Linked DNA regions of Homo sapiens: region 1 is linked to region 2. A link is a contact called in ENCODE Hi-C data. All regions are on one chromosome and are shown on one strand. Each heading gives the region's core, a stretch centred on a gene start or an enhancer-like site at or near the end of the contact. The rest is flanking DNA. Distances are from core to core; before and after follow the strand shown.

The links. Hi-C counts contacts between places; a loop is a spot of excess contacts on that map. Pooled maps may share reads with other maps.
Region 1: a loop to region 2 is called in a pooled map, with 17 times the contacts of the local background. The contact joins two enhancer-like sites. A Hi-C loop is called at or near these places in 3 of 37 single-sample maps with no recorded cell type and 3 of 50 pooled maps.

The regions. Positions count from the first base shown.
Region 1 is chr14:62,077,464-62,083,806 of GRCh38, reverse strand. It overlaps SYT16 (synaptotagmin 16), which reads right to left. Exons shown (of 8, transcript NM_001367656.1): 6 at 2,533-2,973. Among named protein-coding and RNA genes, the nearest start is that of LINC00644, 59 kb to the left of the region's middle. RefSeq lists an enhancer at 2,616-2,735. Within about 2 kb of position 2,611, at least 3 of the 41 ENCODE cell types and tissues checked have a DNase peak (open chromatin) inside an H3K27ac peak, as active enhancers do.
Region 2 is chr14:60,752,046-60,759,480 of GRCh38, reverse strand. All of the region lies in intron 1 of MNAT1 (MNAT1 component of CDK activating kinase), which reads right to left. Among named protein-coding and RNA genes, the nearest start is that of MNAT1, 21 kb to the right of the region's middle. RefSeq lists enhancers at 5,366-5,415, 5,826-6,105. Within about 2 kb of position 5,585, at least 5 of the 41 ENCODE cell types and tissues checked have a DNase peak (open chromatin) inside an H3K27ac peak, as active enhancers do.

The DNA of each region.
Region 1 (6,343 bases), core at 1,362-3,861, 1.3 Mb before region 2:
AGGTTTGTTTCTGTTCTCTGCAGCTCCTTGATGAATATGGCAATACAGGAGGCGTTGTGTCTTAACTATAAAAGAAATGACCACTGGACGTCTACCCCCACATAGAACATTTGGCTCCTAGTTCTGCTTAAGGTTGTTAAATATATGCCAGGTGCCAAATTTTGCCTTTTAAAGAAATAACTTACATTACAAATGAGCACGTTTACAACTGTTTGAGAAAAAAGACAACACATGGGTTGTGGGTCTCAGCGACCTGGCAGGCACCAAGTGAGCCCAGGAGAACCTGAGCTTTCTGTCATGTTTATTCATGGGCACGCTTCTCCTGAGCACCTACACTTCCCCACCAGGCACGGGCACATCGGGAGGAGGAGCACAAAACTGAGAAGGACACTGATTGTCCCTCAAGGCACGGGAGTAGGAATCGACCCTGTGGGGGCAGGCAATCCTGTCCCCCTGAAACACCATCTCCTCCACCAGAAACAAGGGCATTAGACTTGACTTAAACCTTTCTTCTCAATGTTTGAAATCATTTCTTCAAATTTCTGACCAGAAACTCAATAATTAGAACCAATAAAAGGAATCAAATATTCTGCCCATCTGCAGGAAAGTATCCTGTTTACCAAACCACAGACATTTCTGCAGAGCGCCCCCCACCTAACCTGAGGCTGTATGGAACATAGTTTGTAAACGGCAGGGCTAGGTGGTCGTGATAGATGTCTTACAGACCCTGCTGTCTAGAAGATAAAAATTCAACAATGAAATATTTGCTTACTCTTAAGTGAGACTCACTCCCCCTCCTGTGCTCCTATAAAAGCTTCCCGCTGTGGCACCTGTCACTCACTGCTTGCCTCTCCCATCAAATTCTGAATCCGTATAAATCTCTCAGTCCCTGGTGCATAGCCTAATGTCTGGCACATAACTGTGCTCAACAAATAACTGGTGAATGAAAGACTTCCACCTGCAAAGTTCTTTTACACTAGCTCATTTTCCCCATTCAACTCCGTGCCACCAGCACACAGCATAGGGCCTAGCAAGCATAAATATGGGTGTGATCATCCCCATTCCCAAGCTCTATCACGCAGGATCCCTTCTGATCTCCACTGCATTCTGTTTTCCATCATTTCCGATGTGCTTTACTCAGATATTAAGAAAAAAGGGAGATCTGAGCAGAGCTGAGACATCATCTGGCTTATAACTTTAAAAAGCTCATTCTGGCTCCCATGTCCAGAAGAGTCTGTAGAGGCAAAGGCAGAAGTGGAAAGACCACCGCTGAGCAGCTATTTCAGTAATCCAGCAGAGAGCCAGGTTCTGGTTGTACCTGAAGATAGAGCCAATAGGATTTCAGGTGGAAAACAGAAAAGTCACAGATGACTTCTGAGATTTTTGACCCCAGCAATTGGAAGAATGCAACTGCCTTTAAGCAACATGGAGAAGACTGCAGGGGGAATAGATTTAGGGAGGCAAAAATCAGGATTTCAGGCCTGAAGACGTTAATTTTGAGACATCATTGGACATTTAAGCAGACAGATCTGCCACCACTACAGTCCAGACTTTCTGTCTCCTTTGTTCTTCCTCAGATATGACAAGCTTCCCCACTCCCCCGGCCACCCCACATCCTGACTGCTTGCATGTGCTGTTCACTCTGTCTGGAACTCTCATCCTCCTCACAGCACCAGCCTCGCTCTCTCGATGCTTTGAGTTCCGGCGTTTTATCACCACCTCAAAGAAACTTTCTCTGATCCTCTAAACAAGCGGCAGCCTATCACTCTGTCTCCTTGCCTACTTGGCCACCACTAGACTGCAAGCTCTCCAAGGGCAGAGGCATCGCCTGCTTAGTTCTTTCCTGCATCCACTTTGCCTATACCATAATTGACAGTAAACATCTCTGAATGAATGACTGATTGAATCCAGAGCCTACAGAGCTCCCTGATCTGTTAACGTGGTTTTGTAAAAGGAGATGGGCATACTACATGACATATAACCCACAGCAGTAGTGAGCTGCCCATCCTGTAGGCATGTAAATTATGACACCTTTCCTTGAAACCCTGTGGCAAGCAGGGAAATGGGGTATGAGGGAAGACGGTAGTAACACAAATGAAAGGTTTCAGAAGCAGCTGAAGTTCTGGGCTGCTCTCTCAGTCTGCCCCAGCATACCCGTTAAGAACCTTGCCCAGAAAGTCCCATCTCTGAGATTCATCATGATGCAGATTGGGGGCAGGAGGAGTAGGATCAGTTATCCACAATCCAGAGGGCCAAGCCACCTTCCCTGTTTTTCTCCATGCCCTCTACCACACTGCTGCTATTTTGTCCTAAAATGGACAGGGCATTTATCCATCAGGTTATCAGGAAGACAGGCATGAAAGACCCATTGTACCATGAAGTGCAAATCATGGCTTACAAGGGTGAGGAGAGCCAAATGGAAAATTAAATTAAAGTCTCTGAATTCACAGACTGAACGTACTAAATCAAGGGCTGACAATCCCAGGTCTTCGAACACACCACATCATTAGCAGCACCATTTAACATACTCACGCTTATATTACTTCTTGGCTCCAGAACCAGAGTCACTTTCATTTCCCCTTCTGGGTGCAGGTGGCTGAGATAGAATAGTTTCTCTCCCATCATTCTCTCTCGGGTCATCTTCCGGGCAGCGTACAGGCGGAAGCGGACAGCACAGGCAGCCACATCTCTGGGCTCCAGCTTGGCAAAGGTGACCTTCTCCCTGAAGACGGGGTTGGGCCCTCTCTGTATGTTCGTCCTGCCCCTGTGTTTCTTACCAGGCAGCAGCACTACATGAACTTGCCAGGAGTTGACACCACTTCGGTCCTTATCTGGGAGGCCCTGTGCCCTCACAATGGTCACTGTGAGCTTCTGGCTGGCGGCTCTATATTCAAAGATGACATCTAGGTCACCACACTTTGAGATGGGCTCTGAGACCCCGGATGGCACCTGCAAATTGGTCCTGTCCTGTTCCTGTTGCAGGCAGAGGAAACAATTAGAAATGGAAATGATGATACCCAATTACATTTTGGCCAGTTGGTGCCCCTTTGTGCTCCTTCAGAATCCCTGCTTTCTAACTGCCAGTGTATTCCCTCTATATCAGATAGGTCTGTTTACTGGTCTATCGCTGCATTAAACTGTGAATTCTTTGACGGCAAAGTGCCTAGCATATGGTGCGCCTTCGTGAATGTTTTTGGAATGGATAACTAAAGCTTTTATATTTTTGCAAAGTGTTTTCATATATACTGCCTCTCAAAAAGCACAATTGCCCAGGATCATTGAAACCAACTGAGATGCTAAATCTAAAATTAAGTCAACAGGCAATTGTCCATAGGCAACTTTTCCTTGTGTCCCTAAATACAGATGGTTGAGCCTGAGCCTGTTCTCCACAGGCAAGAGCTTTCTACAGACAAGAATTTTGATGGGAGTCCCAGGAAGGTGATGCTTCAGTATATTTTCAATCTAAGTGGGAGAAAAGGTTTAGGGCTGAGCTTCTCAAACTTTAATGTAGACCTAAATCATCTGAGGATTCTGATTCAGTAGGTCTGGAGTGGAGCTTGAGATCCTGCCATTTCTGGGACAGGCACAAGGGATGTTGACGCTGCTAGCCTCGGCTCACACTTTGAGCAGCAAGGATTTAGGAGGACACCTCCACAGCCCTTTAGTAAACAGCAACACTGAGCCTGGAGCCAGAACACCTAAATTGAAATCATAACTCTACCACTGACTAGCTTTTTTACCCTGGCCAAATAGACCAGCCTCTCGGTAGTCTAGCTTAAAAATGCACATTAATGTGCCTACTTGCTGGTGTGTTGTTGTGAGGTTTTCATTGATATGAAAATACCTGGCTTAGACCAGACTGCATAAATATCTATTCCCACCACTGGACTGGTGCTACCTATTCTCAAACACACATCCCTCTTTATGGAATGTCACCCTTGGGTAGCAATTTACATGCAGCCACTCAGATCTGATGACCTTACTGGGAAAACTGAGCTAGGCTGCATTTATTATAATGAACCACCCCACTAACAAATTATAAATAATGTCAATAATAATTCTATTTTCCTCTGAAGGCATGATCCTTACCTGTAACTAAACTTTGATCTGATTCTTATTGCAAACCAGTTCTTATTTATGCAATTGAACACCAGAACTTGCTAATTTAGAGATCTCGTTTCAAATTATAATACAATGCCTCAAAATGTGCATCCATCAATGAAACTTTCCCACATAGTCTGGGTGAAAGTTCATGGTTCTCTGGGTTCGTATTTCCTTAGGAAGCCCAGGCCTACCACTTACTAGCTCTATGACACTGGGCAAGTCATTTAATCCTTTCCATGTTCTATTTTCCTCAACTGTAAAATGGAGATGGTACCTTCTGTGTAGGGATGTTGTAAAAAGTAGAGGACTTGACAGACAGTAGACATCTAATAAATATCCTTTTCTTTTAAGATTCAAATTAGCCTGCAAGAAAATTTAGATTTCTTGTAAAATAAGTGAAGCTTCTTATATCCTTTCCTGTGAGCATGCAATCATGCGTGAGTGTTTCTATTCAGAGGTACTTAGTTTCAAGTGATAAAAGTGGTTGCTATAGAGACTTTTGAATACAACTGACTAGTGTATATATATTAGAAGCAAGTCTCCAAGGATTTAGGCCAACTCAAAAATCAAGTCAGAATCTTCTCTCAAACTCCCTTGTCTCTTCCTAAAACTCCCATCTATTTTAGCCTACTCTTGATCATCTCTGTATTGCATTTCTGACCATAAGTAATAATAGCTAACATCTACTAAACTATTTCTTATGCCAAATACCATATCAAATCCTTTACAGACTATAAAAATTGGCTCTTAAACACTTCAGATCTTCTTGGCCTTAACTCATGTTCCATCTTCCCCTAAGGCACAGCCTATATGGGCTCTAAGTAGTTTCAGCCTGGAACTACTCAATAAAGTCTTACCTTCTACCCACACAATATAATTCTCATTTCTTATCATTGGTCTCTCTGTCGACCGCCAAGGCTTAGACAGCTGCAGAACCCTGCTTGACACCAATATATGTGAAGTCTACTTTTTGCCCCGTAGTCAGTTGTCCTATCAGTTCATACAGCTTCTTGGAGTGTGATCACACAAGATCAGGCAATTAGCCATACTGAGTGGTGGCCAATTCAACTGTGTATTCTCACACTTGACCTCCCTTCTTCCCTGCCTTACTTCCCTTGTCTCGCACTTTTGTTCCCTGGGGTTGCACTCCCAAAGCAGGGAACAAAGCCTTTACGTAGGCTCTGCTTTTTTGAGGAACCCAACTAAGAAACATTATCTTTTTGAATATTTACATCAATGCAATGAGGTAGGTATTTTAATATCTTCATTTTATGGAGGACGAAACTCAAGCTTAGAAAGACTAAATAACTAACACGCTCTCTCCCCCCAAGCCCAGATCAAATTCCCAGACAAGATTATCCAGGACTCATGCCCTGGCAGTTTGAGTCCCAGGCCTGCCTTAACTCGTATCCAATACTCAAAATTTCAAACCTTATTTTGAAACATACAGTCTCCTTTCTTCTTCCCCAAACCTTTAGGCATAACTATTTCTACATATAGACATATGTGTGTGTGTGTGTGTGTGTGTGTTTATATATATATATATAGAGAGAGAGAGAGAGAGCGAGAGAGCACTAGAGAGAGAGAGAGAGAGAGCAAGCGCACAAGATGAAGGGGGAGAAGACGGAAGGTGGGGGTTGGAATCACACTCTCTGTGGTTTTCACATCCTTTGAGGCCCCTGCTCTTAATGTTAGTTAATAGCTCTTAGTTTTGTCAACTTCAATGCCAAGGTAAAAATATTTTAGTGAATGAGGAGCTCTCTCCACTTATGTATCAGGCTGTCTCTTCGGATAAATGCTCACTCCACCTGCAGGTTTCTAAGAGAGTCCTGGGTAGAGCTCCTGACTGTCCTAAGAACTCCTCTGAATAAACAGATCCTGCCAATGGCTGGGCTTTGGATAGGCCAATTCAAGCTGTGGCCCATGAAAACTGGGCTTTGTAGCCCCTCCCTGGGTTGATTTGAGAAAAAGATTTGTGAATGCTGGTATTTTCATAGCAATTAATTATTTCAACACACTTTACCTCTCACCAGGCAACTGAAGGAGCTCCTCACTTGGGTACTGTTAATACCACTAATCCATCTGACCTTCCTGCAAGGTAAAAATCTCTTCATTCTTATCCCCATTTGGCAGATTTTAATTAACTTCTCAAGGCCAACCAATTAATCAGTGGAAAGCAGAGATGAAAAGTGGGACACCTGTCTCCCTGTGTGCTCAAAATCACCAGCCACACTCCCAT
Region 2 (7,435 bases), core at 4,336-6,835:
AGAGATCCAAATTTTTACATGATGTCTCCTCATTTTTACATGTTGGCAACTAATTCATTTTTTGTTTTGTTTTAATTTAAATGCTGTGCAAGCCAACACTCCAGGGCCAAACAAAATTAATTTCACCCTCAGGTTTCAAGTTTCAATCTCTAGGAAAGGTGCTGGAAGCTGAGGAGAGAGAGAAGAAAGAAAAGTAAAATAGGCAGAGACCAGACCAGAAAAATCTTTACATGATAAGCTAAGGAATTTGGATTTTTAGCATATATTACAGTAGCATTTTTCAGGCTTATATTTCTTTAATAACAGAACTCTTTCTTCATACTAAATGTTACCCAGAAACCTAATATGTAAACAGATAAATGGAGACTGCTCTAGTTTAAGGGATGACAATGAGCAGCTGCCTCAAACAATCTCTCAGAGTTTCAGTTTGAAATCTCTCAGGCAACACAGTTTGAAAATACTGAACTACAGGATGATGTGGGGTCTGTGTGTCAGGGATTACATAAAGCCAGAGGAAAACGTGGTGCGTCTTCCTAAAACATCAATTTTATGCAAAGGTTAGGGGTATGAGATAAAAAATTAGGAAGGCATATACTTTTTGTTTTAATACTAACAGAAAATATTAAAAAATTAAAATCTTACATGCATTTTTAAGGTCAACCAAAACTTCAAAGGGGCTTTCAAAGCGACACTTCTAGTTGCACCTCCAGACAAACTAGGGGTACAAATTTGTTTTCCTCCATTGTTAATGTTACTTTTTAAAATGTGAGAAGCATTGGTGGAAGACACAAGAAACCACCAAAGAAGTTTAAGCAGGAAGTATCATGGTTAAAAGGGGAAGACTATTTTTTGTTTTGTTTTCTGAATTTGGGGGTTTTTTTTTGGAGGGTTGGGAGGAGTGGGCGGTAGTAAGCAGTATCCATGTTAATTAAGCTTGAAGCAGTCCTCGGCCAGGAGACAGTTGAAATAGTCCAAGTGGACCAGGCAACGTGGCTCACACCTGTAATCCCAGCACTTTGGGAGGCTGAGGTGGGAGGATCACTTGAGCCCAGGAGTTCGAGACCAACCTGGGCAACACAGTAAGACTCTGTCTCTACAAAAAGATAAATTAGCCAGGTGTAGTGGCACACACTTGTAGTTCCTGCTACTGAGGAGGCTGACATGAGAGGATTGCTTGAGCCCTGAAGTCAAGGCTGCAAGAAGCCATGATCTTGCCACTGCACTCTCACCTGGGCAACAAAGCAAAACCCTACCTCAAAAAGAAAAAAAAAAAAAAGTCCAAGTAGAGATAAGGAAGACATAGACTACAAGGGGAATAGGATAAAATCTGTAATTTGGAAGTTATTAAGGAGACAGTTATGGGCACAACTTCGTAGGGCTTAGAAATAAGCCTAGTACATATAGTATGACCTCAGATTTCTTATTTGAATATCTGGTATATTTGTTGGTCCCACTGCCCTCTACCATCTAAATTATGCTCCTTAGATGGTTCCAACAACACTCATCATAACAATTATTGTAGTGTATTGTAACATTTTGTTTGTCTATCTTCCATACTTAGCAATGAGACCTCAGGGCAAAAATTACCTCTGATTCAACTTTGCATCATCAACTCCTTGTACACAGGAAGTCATAAAATAAAAATTACAAAATAAGTAAAGCATCAGAATCAATACACTGCCAAGAGCAGAAAAAAACCTAAAAGCACGGAAATGCATGAACAGTTTTCTCCTATTTCCTATTCTACATATGTTCTAGTTAAGGACAGAAAGGGAATCTCTGTGACTCATCAGTATTTCTCAGACAAATGCCACAGGGGTAAAAATTTGGAAAGTATTAACTGAAACTAAATTATAGTTTGTCTCCTATATTCTGATGTAAACTAGGAGTAACATGAATGATATTCTAGGAAATCTTGCCCTAAAGCCCTAAGCTCATAGCTGCTGTTTGGTTCAAATGCTTAGGAACAGTCTATTAAAAATATCTTTGAAACAAAATATAACTTTATCAAACAAGACATTTCAGTGTCTCAATTGATGACCAGAAAATGTCAAACATTCTAGCCTGTGTGTGGGTGTGTGTGGACAATAAAAAAAAATGCACTAAAATACTGCAAAATCTGGAACTGCATTTAGATAAAATTTTCATAGTGGCTTGATACAGTCTATATATTAATATAACTTGGAATTATCACCAAAAACTGAGGAAAGAGGTAAATAAGAGTAAGAAACTGTCAGATCAGTATGTATTTCCATCTCAAACACCAATCCCTCCAGATTCCACAAAATAAATTACTCCATACACCGTTAGTTTTAAACAGGAAATTTTTAGCTTCTTAGTACTCTGTGTTATGTTTCTGAACAACTTCTGCAGTACCAGAAAGTTGCATATGATTTCTTCAAACTAACAAGTCAAATAGCCTGTTCTCTCTCAGTGAAATGTGAGAGCCAGTCACTTGGGAACTCACAGCTGATGACATCTTAAAATCAAGTTCTAGTCCAGGTCAAATACACTAATGGTTTAACCAAGCCAAAAACTAAATTCAAGAGAAACTGTAGGCTACTACTTAAACTGGAAGTGAATATCCTGTTGTCATTTACCTCCAAATACAAGACAGCATGATTGATTTTGCCCAAAAAAACGCAAGGGCATTTATACATTTTAAAAAGAAACTATATGGCATCAAAATAGACATGGCTCTATTTTGTAAAACACATTTCTGTATTAATAATTAAATCCCCAAAAGACCACAGCTTTAGGCCACAGGTATATAGCCAGAAAGAGCACATGAATGACACCTTTGTGAGTCAAATGGTATCTTCCCAGTAACACTAAAACTTTATACTTGCTTTATTTTCATTTTAATTGATTTCCAGTTGGCAGAAGTTCCTACCACTTACATCAAGATTTTTCCATCCTCCAGCTTAACTGTTAAATGGTAAGCAATCCATAAGACACTGTGAAGTATAAAAATATACTATTTTTTAAAATTCTTCCATGATCACTCTTGAATATTCAGCCTCCTTAGTAATGGGAAAAGCACTTCTTAGCTCATACTCTATAAAAGTTCAGAATTTCATGTACAATAACGCATGTTCCAAGAGTAACAAAACATTATCTGACAGTAACTTTTCCAGACAAGTGTAGCATACTCCAAAATGCAGAAGTTCTATTCTAAACTTTTTTCAATATAACTCTGTCTTTAATGCATATGTTCAACAAATGTGTATGGTTGTGTACTATCACTGAAACTTTCCTTAATGACATAGACAGCTCGTTATGAACAGAGGTTCCCACATTGTGCTATATGTAAGTTAACAAAACTCAATCTTTCTTATCCCATAGTCCATTAAATAGGCTATCAAATAATCTAAGCATCATAATGAAAGAAATAAAAAGTCTACATTTCCCAAAAAAAGACAAGTATTTACGTTTCAGAAGCATTACACAATGGCATCACATCATGTGCATACTTACACAAATTCACTTATATATGTTCAGCAAAAAGAGACAGAGATACATTTTTAGAAAGCGGTCCCATTTCCCCAGCCTCTCCTCTCAGTGACTATCTCTATACCCCAGAGTAATCATAAAATGAGAGATGTCACTCTGCTGTTCCCTCTGTTGCACTCAGTTTCAATGCCTCTCCTAGGACAAGCATCTTATTGGACTATATATGACAGTGTTTAAAGGTAAGTCTTTTCAGTATAATGCCAAAACAAGAGCCAATTACTTCATCTGCTGTTCAGGTGAGGAATACTGATTTATTACTATGCTGGAAGGAAAACTGGCTGCGCTAGGTTTAATGAAAAATTATTTACCCATATGGACAATTTCTGATCCTTAATATTAAGGGTAATCTTCACTATATTTTCTGCTTTACATGACTTTAGAATACAAATTCCAGGCTGTGTGCAGTGACTAGCCTACAATCCCAACACTTTGGGAGGACGAGGCAGGAGGATGGCTTGAGCCTAAGAGTTCAAGACCAGTATGGACAACAAAGCCTGACCCTGTCTCTACAAAAAATAAAAAATTAGGCCAGGCACAGTGGCTCACGCCTGTAATACCAGCACTTTGGGAGGCCAGGGCGGGTGGATCATGAGGTCAGGAGATCAAGAACATCCTGGCCAACATGGTGAAACCCCGTCTCCACTAAAAATACAAAAAGTAGCCAGGTGTGGTGGCACGTGCCTGCAGTCCCAGCTATTCTGGAGGCTGAGGCAGAAGAATCACTTGAACCTGGGAGGCAGAGGTTGCAGTGAGCTGAGATCACTTCACTGCATTCCAGCCTGGGCAACTAAAAAAAAAAAAATTAGGTAGGCATGGTGGCACACACCTATAGTCCTAGCTACTTGGGAGGTTGAGGCAGAAGGGTTCCTGAGCCCAGAGGTTTGAAGTTACAGTGAGCCGTGATCATGCCACTGCACTCTAGCCCAGGCAACAGAGTGAGATTTTGTCTCTGGAAAAAAAAAATACGTATATACAAATTCCACATAAGATTCAACTCCACTGTATTTCTTACTTACAGAAACAAATCTATTAACAAGGTGAAAGTATTTTTATAAAGAATTAGTTTCTCAAATTGCTACTTCATGCGTTATAGAATGTAATCCAGACCTTAGTCAATGACAGGAAGCTTACAGGATTCTCACTAAAAACACTAAATTATTATCACATCTTACATGATATTAAAATGTTTACCTTTACAATACTACTAGATTCCCCCTTGATTACTTCTGAATAAAAGTAGTTCATATGCCTCTGAACAAAAGCCACTTCTCTAATGACAATGGCTTGTTGAACATGCGCCCTTAGAAATTTCTCCCTATTGCCAGGCGCGGTGGCTCACGCCTATAATCCCAGCACTTTGGGAGGCCGAGGCGGGCAGATCACAAGGTCAGGAGATCGAGACCATCGTGGCTAACACGGTGAAACCCCGTCTCTACTAAAAATAAAAAAAAAATCAACCAGGTGTGGTGGCACACGCCTGTAGTCCCAGCTACTCAGGAGAGCGAGACAGCAGAATCGCTTGAACCTGGGAGGCGGAGGTTGCAGTGAGCCAAGATCGTGCCACTGCACTCCAACTCCAGCTTGGGCGACAGAGCGAGACTCGGTCTCAAAAAAAAAAAAAAAAAAGAAGAAATTTCTCCCTATTATTAAAAAAAAAATAAAATCCCTAATATGTGTACAGCTTTTGGCAATGTGCCTTTTGTTTTAATAAAGATGAAGGGATTCTATTAGTTATCTGTTGCTGCATAACAAAACACCACCAAGCTTGACAGCTTAAAACAATAAACAATTTATTATCTCACAAAATTTCTCAGTGTCAGGAATCCAGGAGCAGCTTATTTGTCAAGATATCAGCTGGGGCTGCAGTCATCTGAAGACAGGACTGGGACTGAAGACTAAGATGGCTCACTGACTTGGCGGTTAGTAGAAGGTCTCAGTTCTTAACCACACGGAACTTCATAAGGCTGCTGACGACACATAAACTGTCTTTCATGACAGCAAGTTGCCCAAGAACATAGAGAGTAACCACATGGAAAGCCACAAAGTCTTTGTTAAAGACCTAGCCTTGGAAATGAGAAACTTCTACCATATTCGATTGGTTATACAAGCAACCCTGATACAATCAGGGAGAAACTAAGCAAGGACATAAAAAGTAGGAGACAAAAATCACTGGGAGCCCTCTTGGATTCAAGGTATTCCAGTGATAAATATACATATGTGGTTGGTGTGGTTTTACATATGGCCACAAATTCTTTATACTTCTTTCATCAAAAGGGGAAGCCCAATTCCCCTTCCTCTGAATGTGAGCTGTATTTAGGACTCTGAACAAACAGAATGCAGCAGAAACGATGGTGTCTGAATGATGTTCATAGAAGACATCGTGGCTTCTGTTTGTCTCTCTCTTGAATCATCCACCTGAGGAGAAGAAAGCTACTATGTTGTGCGAACACTGAAGAAATCCTTAGGAGAGGCCCATGTGACAAAGAACTGACACCTCTAGCCAAAAAATAACAGTAAAGAACTGAGGACTCCTGACAAAAACCACATGAGTGAGCTTAATACAGTCAGCCCTCCATATACATGGGGTTTTGCATACTGTGAATACTGTATTTTCAATTCTTATTTGTTTTGTTTTTTGAAATCCACATATAAGTGGACACACACTTCAAACTCATGTTGTTTAATGGTCAACTGTTTATCCTCCAACTCCAGTCAAGCCTTCAAATGAATAGAGCCCCAGCTGAAACTTGATTGCAATCTCATGAGACACCCTGAGCCAAAACTACCCAGCTCAGCCATGCCCAAATTCCTGATGCACAAGAACCGTGAGAAAATAAATGTTTGTTATTTTAAGCCATTTAGTTTTAGGATAATTTGTTAGACAGCAATAAATAACTAGTGCAAGCCAGGTGCGGTGGCTCACGCCTGTAATCCCAGCACTCTGGGAGGCCAAGGTGGGTGGGTCACCTGAGGTCAGGAGTTCAAGACTAGCCTGGCCAACATGGCAAAACCCTGTCTCTACTAAAAATACAAAAATTAGTCGGGCATGGTGGTGCGTACCTGTAATCCCAGCTACTCGGGAAGCTGAGGCAGGAGAACTGCTCCAACCCAGGAGGCAGAGGTTGCAGTGAGCCAAGATCACACCACTGCACTCTAGCCTGGGCAACAGAGTGAGACTCCATCTCAAAAAATAATAATAATAAGTAGTACAATGGTAGAGTAATATGAAATTTCTTACAAAATTAGTTACTGAGTCAAAACTTAAAACAGCATTCTCCAAAGTGTTTTTTGTTTGTTTGCTTTGAGACAGAGCCTCACTCTGTCACCCAGGCTGGAATATAGTGGCACACTCATAGCTCACTGCAGCCTTGACCCCCTGGGCTCAAGCAATCCTCCTACCCCAGCCTCCAGAGCAGCTGAGACTACACAGCACACACACATACAAATAAGAAGATAAAAATTAAAAGAACTCCTCTGTGAAAGTATTATGTATAATTTTTTTCTTTTGTCAAAACATTTTTTAATATTATCTTGTGGCATTTTTTCAATAAAACATAATAGACATGCTTAAAATAAATCTATTTTAAAATACATTTTTTAAAAAATGCAAATATTAAAAACTATATTCCTAATCCCAAAGAATATAGAAATAGATCCTTAACTGGTCCTCACTTATGCTCCAATAGATCTCAAAAATACAGCATCTGGCATGTCATACTTCATAAATCCCATCACTTTTGAAAGCTTTTTTGTCCCATATCTTCTATTCCAAATCCATTCTAGATCAGTAGCAAGAAATAAGATCAAATAAAACAACATATTTTGGTAACATTATCTGAAACAGTACCAAAATATGATGATTTTTTTAGAAACATGTCAGTTAACACCAGGAAGTAAACACAGTAGAACTATTTATAAAGAA